2 separate regions of the Mus musculus genome follow, and region 2 is linked to region 1. Evidence: chromatin loops called from intact Hi-C (ENCODE). Cell type or tissue: left cerebral cortex. All regions are shown on one strand. Links, peaks and the distances in the headings refer to the core of each region. The heading gives the core; the rest is flanking DNA.

Evidence for each region. Hi-C counts contacts between places; a loop is a spot of excess contacts. Peaks named below come from ENCODE experiments on the same cell type or tissue, not always from the same donor. Only the 100,000 strongest peaks of a DNase experiment are listed, where the experiment ranks them.
Region 2: a loop joins it to region 1, with 7 times the contacts of the local background. A loop is called at or near these places in 16 of 42 quality-filtered maps.

What each region holds. Positions count from the first base shown.
Region 1 is chr10:40,300,378-40,303,284 of GRCm38, reverse strand. Amd1 (S-adenosylmethionine decarboxylase 1) reads left to right here and starts at 1,097. Exons shown (of 8, transcript NM_009665.5): 1 at 1,097-1,536. The coding sequence starts at 1,427. In left cerebral cortex, for the core only: no CTCF peak of the experiment used is centred there; DNase peaks (open chromatin) are centred at 1,009, 1,702 and 2,436; H3K4me3 peaks cover 2,378 bases; H3K27ac peaks cover 1,695 bases.
Region 2 is chr10:40,245,751-40,248,657 of GRCm38, reverse strand. Rpf2 (ribosome production factor 2 homolog) reads left to right here and starts at 1,619. Exons shown (of 10, transcript NM_023323.3): 1 at 1,619-1,705. The coding sequence starts at 1,683. Gtf3c6 (general transcription factor IIIC, polypeptide 6, alpha) reads left to right here. Exons shown (of 6, transcript NM_026113.5): 6 at 1-957. In left cerebral cortex, for the core only: no CTCF peak of the experiment used is centred there; DNase peaks (open chromatin) are centred at 1,150 and 1,591; H3K4me3 peaks cover 1,620 bases; H3K27ac peaks cover 873 bases.

The sequences.
Region 1 (2,907 bases), core at 222-2,721:
AGATAGCAGAAGAAAAAAAAAACAAAACAAAATCCTACTTGGATTTGACCCCTAATTTATACTTTAGATTATCATTAGTGAAAACTCTTTGCTACCCATTTACATTATTATTATATACTCGCGAAGATCCTTTTTAGGCATTTAGGCAATTTTAGGCAAATTTGTAAATTTGCGTGGTACTGGTGGTTGTGAGGAATACTTTCAATTAGTTCACCCCTTTAAGAATAGCCTAAGAAAAATATCAAATAACCTCGTATTATACTTAATAAAGCTAGTTCCTAGGAAGTTTTGCAAACTAAATATCCACCAGTTGACCTAATGGAGTACGGGTTGATAGGTGTCTGCTGGAAGGCGGCCAACTCCTAAGCTAGGCTAGGCACACGGTGGGGGGTAGATAGCGCCGGAGCCCTCCAAGGCTGGGCGCCACGTTGCTTTTCTCTTTTCTCTTTTGAAATAGGAAGACGACGCTTCTGGCTATTGTGTAAACCCGTGGAGAACTGCCTTCATTCCCACATCAGATAAAGCACAAGCAGAATTAAAGCGCATTCCAATCCGACCCCGGGCCACACGTACGTCACTGACAATTTTATTGCCTAGGCTGCGTTCGTCTCGTGGAAACACGTGAAAAAATGGTTTAAAAAAATTTTTTTTAAAAAGCCAAAAACCACCTCGGCTTGAAACGAGAAACCGCACAGGATCAAAGCACTACGCCAACCCAGCAGTGGCCACCGCCCCCGCCGAGCCCCGCGACACCCCTCCAGACTCCCTCCTGTTTTCTGCTAACCAGCTGTGTGCAGCGTGGGACAGCCTCGCCTGTCTCCCGCTCTCCCCACCAGCTCCACAAGTAATCCCAGATTCCCAAGTCCCCAGCCGGACAACAGAGCGGTCTCCCGCTCAAGGGACAGCGGCAGCTCCATCTGCAACCAAGCTGGTAGTCCCCTGCACTCCCCGTGGGCCCACCGCCAGCCAGCCGGCGTTCGGCGACGTTTGACTGACACGAAGCGGTCCCTATGAGGCCCTGAGGGCGGGGCGATGGCGTCACTTCCTGGCCTGTCGGGGAGGATGCTTATATAAGGTCTGCGCTCACGCAGAACCCTCGCTTACACAGTATGGCCGGCGACATTAGCTAGCGCTCGCTCAACTCTCCTAACGGGAAAGCAGCGGACTACAAGAGACTGAACTGTATCTGCCTCTATTTCCAACAGACTCACGTTCAACTTTCGCTCACGAAAATAGCCGGGAAAATTTTATTAGTCCTTTTTTTAAAAAAAAGTTAATATAAAATTATAGCAAAAAAAAAAAAAAAAGGAACCTGAACTTTAGTAACACAGCTGGAACAATCCGCAGCGGCGGCAGGAGCGGCGGGAGAAGAGATTTAATTTAGTTGATTTTCTGTGGTTGTTGGTTGTTCGCTAGTCTCACGGTGATGGAAGCTGCACATTTTTTCGAAGGGACGGAGAAACTGCTGGAGGTCTGGTTTTCCAGACAGCAGTCCGACGCAAGCCAGGGATCTGGGGATCTTCGTACCATCCCAAGGTGGGTGCCTGGGCCTGAGGGCGGCTCGCCGCCGACTGCGAGGCACGAGTCGCGGCCTCAGGTGGGGCCAGGTCGGCGGGCGGGAACTGGCTTCTCCCGCCGCCGTTGCGGGGCCGCCTGCGCCGCCTGGGGGAGGGGAGGAGGCCGGCGCGGCCGCGTGCTCAGGTAACGTCCCCGGCGGACGGCGGGGCTGGGCTGACGGGCTCCGGCGGGGGGCACGCGGCCCTCCGGCAGGTGTGGCTGGGTGAGGGGCGGGCGGAGCACGAGCTGGGTGGGCCTGGGCCGCGGGGCGACCAGCAGGCCTCCCGCCGCGGGGTAGGCGGCCGCGCGTGGCGCTCGCTCGGGCGGCGGGATTGGGCGGGAGCGGCCGTGTCGCAGTGCCGGGCCCCGCCGACGCCCGGACGTGCCCTGCAGCAGAGCGGGGCGCCTCGGGACCCTCCGCGGGCTTTGCCCGGGAGGCTCCTGACCTTGGGCTGTGTAACCTGTTACGGAGGCGAAGTCCGGGAGAGCGCAGCGGGGTGCTGGAGGGTTTGCCTGCTTCCCGGGGTACAAGCCTGTCAGCCCGAAGATCTATTTTACTTAATGCCTTAAGCTGGAGCAAAGGAGACCTGCGGGCCCCCTGCTCACACCCGACACGGGAGGTGGTGCGGAGAGTTGCTAGTGACCTCGCTGGGAGAGTCGAGCATTGAAGCGCGGATGACACTGAGGATGCATGGACCCGGCGGCGGTGACACCAGCCTCCCGCTTTGGTGGCCGGTACCCGGGCTCCGCCGTGCTCCGAAGCGCACTAATGGGACTAGAGTGGCGGAGGAACCGGCGTGGTCCGGTTCATTGAGAGGCGGACCAATGAGCTCCTGGGCCCCTCCGGAGCCTGGCCCCAGGGTGTGGACCAATGGGCGTTTTAGGAATGTTGGCTGCGCGGTGCAACCGTCCTCTGACAAAAAGCGAGAAGAGAATCCCAGCGGCCACGTGCTGCCGAGACTTTAAGGCACACTGGGAAACGCAGTTCCTACTAGTTGCTGCAGACGTTTCCATTGTAGGGAAAAAAATGTACCCGAAGTGCTAAGGTCTCAGTTTTCGATCCTCATGTGAAGTGTGTGCCATTTTCAGTTACAAACCCTTGACGTTTTCTCATAGTAAGCATAGAGAAGCTTACCTCTTTTACAGATATGGAAAGCTGATTGTGATAGGCGTCTCGGAAAGCTGGTGCTTCCAGGATTATTTCCTAGAAAATCTTGGTACGACCTGAAAGAGGGGTACGCAAGGAAATTACAAAAAACATTTCTTGTTGATAAAGAGAAGATTTTCGTTCTCAACTTAGTTGGAAGTACCAGAGTGGGATTCTAAAAATAGATCAGAGGTTAAGGGTCC
Region 2 (2,907 bases), core at 267-2,766, 55 kb after region 1:
ATCACAGATGAGTTCCTAGAGGATACATATTCAATGTCATCTAACCTAATCCAGTTCTGAAGTTCTGATCCTTAGTCAACCTGGACTTAGTGTCAGATCCACAGCCCCATACCATCGTGCCATCTCTAGTCTACATGCTAATCTCAAGTAGTTCCCCAAGTTACCCACCGCCTCTGACTTGCCTACAAACTGAATGTTCCCACAATGCTTTTCTCACCTTCAATTGCTTGCTAGCACAGCTCATAGAACTTGGGAAAAGGAGTTTGTTTACCAGATGGATTTATTGCTTATTTATTTTGAGACAGTGTCTTAAATAGTCCGGTCAGACTTGGACAGGAGTTTGTGCCTAGGACGGTGTATATAGTTAAGTGCTATACCACTGAGACTGCCCAGGTAGCTCCAGCCAGGCCTTTAAAGCTATTTAGAAGCCACCTTCCTAACTTGCCATTATCCATCCCAATATGCAAAAAGATGGATTTCCTGGAATGGCAGGACATGCCTTTAATCTTGGTAGGCTATGCATTTAGTTCCAGTGGTCCATAGGGAAAGGCAGCATCTCAGGTTCTACACCAGCACGGTCAACAGCTCTATGCCAGCACTGGCTGCATTTCAAGATCCTCACCCCAAAACAGAGCACACAAATGCACAGACCTTGCAATGGTAAATTAGGTCACTTGTGGTGGCAAATGACTGTAATTTTTGTCACTCAAGTGGCAGAAACAACACAGAATTCAAGATCCCGGTGATCTATATAGCAAGTTACAGGCCAGAGAAAGTGATGTAGAGAAACCCTGTCTCAAAACAAAACTCAAAATTTAATAAAGTCAGACCCAAGACTGCACACTATGAGATTCAATTCATACTATGTACAGCAGACTAGGCAATTCCAGGCAACACCGTGCCACTCGTGGATGGGTATGTGAGCTCTTTGAAGTAATAAAAGTATATTGCATGAGATAATAGTTGATGGTTGCATCTAAATCCCTACACAGCCTGATCTTCCAGCCTTCCTTTCTAAAGTACTGAGATGCCAGGACTGCAGCCCAATGCTGAGTTCTTTGATGTGTGTGTGTGTGCGCGTGCACCTCATTGTGGAGTGGAGGTTGAATTTTTAATTTTCAATTCTGCCCTCTCCTCCCCCAATGCTGGTGTTACTGCCTTCACGGCTGTGCTGGCTTCAGTGGCTTTGTGAAGGCACCCAAACCAATGAATTGTACACATTACCAGGTGTATTTTATATAACTATATGCAAGTTATATGACTGAGACTTGAGAGAAAGTCACGATGAGCAGTATTCTTCGTGTATCTTTCATGTAGAAGGCGAGGGGTTAATCAAGCTGCTTCAACTGCTCTCCCAGTTAATGGCGTCCTTTTCATAGCAGTACTTTTGGTAACTGAGTACCGTACCTCCAACCTTTCTAGCATTCTGGTTATTTCCCTGAAAAGGAACACTTGCCTCCCAAATCCTCGACTAAGTCGTTTACTTTCCGGAGAACAATCAAACAACGTTCCGTAACCAAGGGAGACGGAACGCCATGCCTTCCCAAAATGGCCGCCAGCGCGGACAGCCGGGCTGTCCATTGAAGTGGTATTTCGCACTTCCGGCACCGTCTCTTCCGGCGCTCGCGGCGGCTTCCCGGAAGTAATCGGTACACGTGCATTCGCTAAGGGATCTTGCAGCTATGGATGCTTTGGACAAAGTTCTGTAAGTGTGTGGGGCGCGATGGCGTGGGGGCGAGTCTCCCGTGACCTCCGACGCGGTCTTCCCGCTGTCGCTCTTTCCGGTCGTGCTTTGCTAGTGGTCCCTGGGAAGGAGTCGGCTCGGCCGATTCTCCGTCCCGAATCGCCGCTGGGGAAGCCGTGGTGGCAGACCGCGGGCGGTGGACTGGAGCGAGGGCGGACGCTGTGATCGGCTTATGACCTCGCCGCTGATAGATTCTGAGCTGTGAGAATGGTGGTGGCCTCGGAATCTGACAAGAACCAGGCGACAAACTGGACTCAAAGTTTTGTCACTCTGGGCATTTGAACAGCCCTAAATCAGTTTACCCTGTAAAAAATAGCTGTCACAACAGCCGTGTGTCATAGAACTGTAGAGAGCAGTGTTTGCCACAACAGGTACAAAATGGGAATTTTTCTTTTCCTTCCAACCTTGTACACTTCTGCATTTCCCTGAGTGATGGTTACGTTTGTTCAAAAAATACTTATTGAGTTCCCAAATGCTATTGCATTGGTTCTTACAGTTTTCTGCTACTTAAGTAAATATGTAGTGTAGACGACAGTTTCTTTTTAGTCATTAATGAATTTTGTGCACCTACTATGACTAACTAGTAAGGTGCTATTTATATTGATAACTGGTTAGTCAAATTGCATAAAGACACGGGCTGTAAAGTGTATAAAAACAGTGTGTGCCTTGATTTAACTCAATAAAATGTGTACATCTTTGACTGACTATTAAATGACTAACTTGGGTTTTTTTTTTTTTTGTTTGTTTGTTTTTTCGAGACGGGGTTTCTCTGTATAGCCCTGGCTATCCTGGAACTCACTCTGTAGACCAGGCTGGCCTTGAACTCAGAAATCTGCCTGCCTTTGCCTCCCAAGTGCTGGGATTAAAGGCATGTGTCACTACTGCTCAGCCTAACTTGGTTTTATACATGACATTTCATTGGAGGAGAATTTTTAAATTCTATGTGGGAAATTAAGGTGTATGCATATTTTGGGTTTTCTTTTATTTTTTTCTTTCTTTCCTCTCCCTTTCTCCTTCCTTTCCTTCCTCCCCTCCCTACCTCCCCTTTTCTTTCTCTCTCTCTTTCTCTCGCTCTCTTTTTGTCCCTCCTCCCTTCTTTTTTTTCTCTCTTTCTTCTTTCCCTACCTGTCCCAAGACTGGGAAATGGAGGGTTATTTTTATTT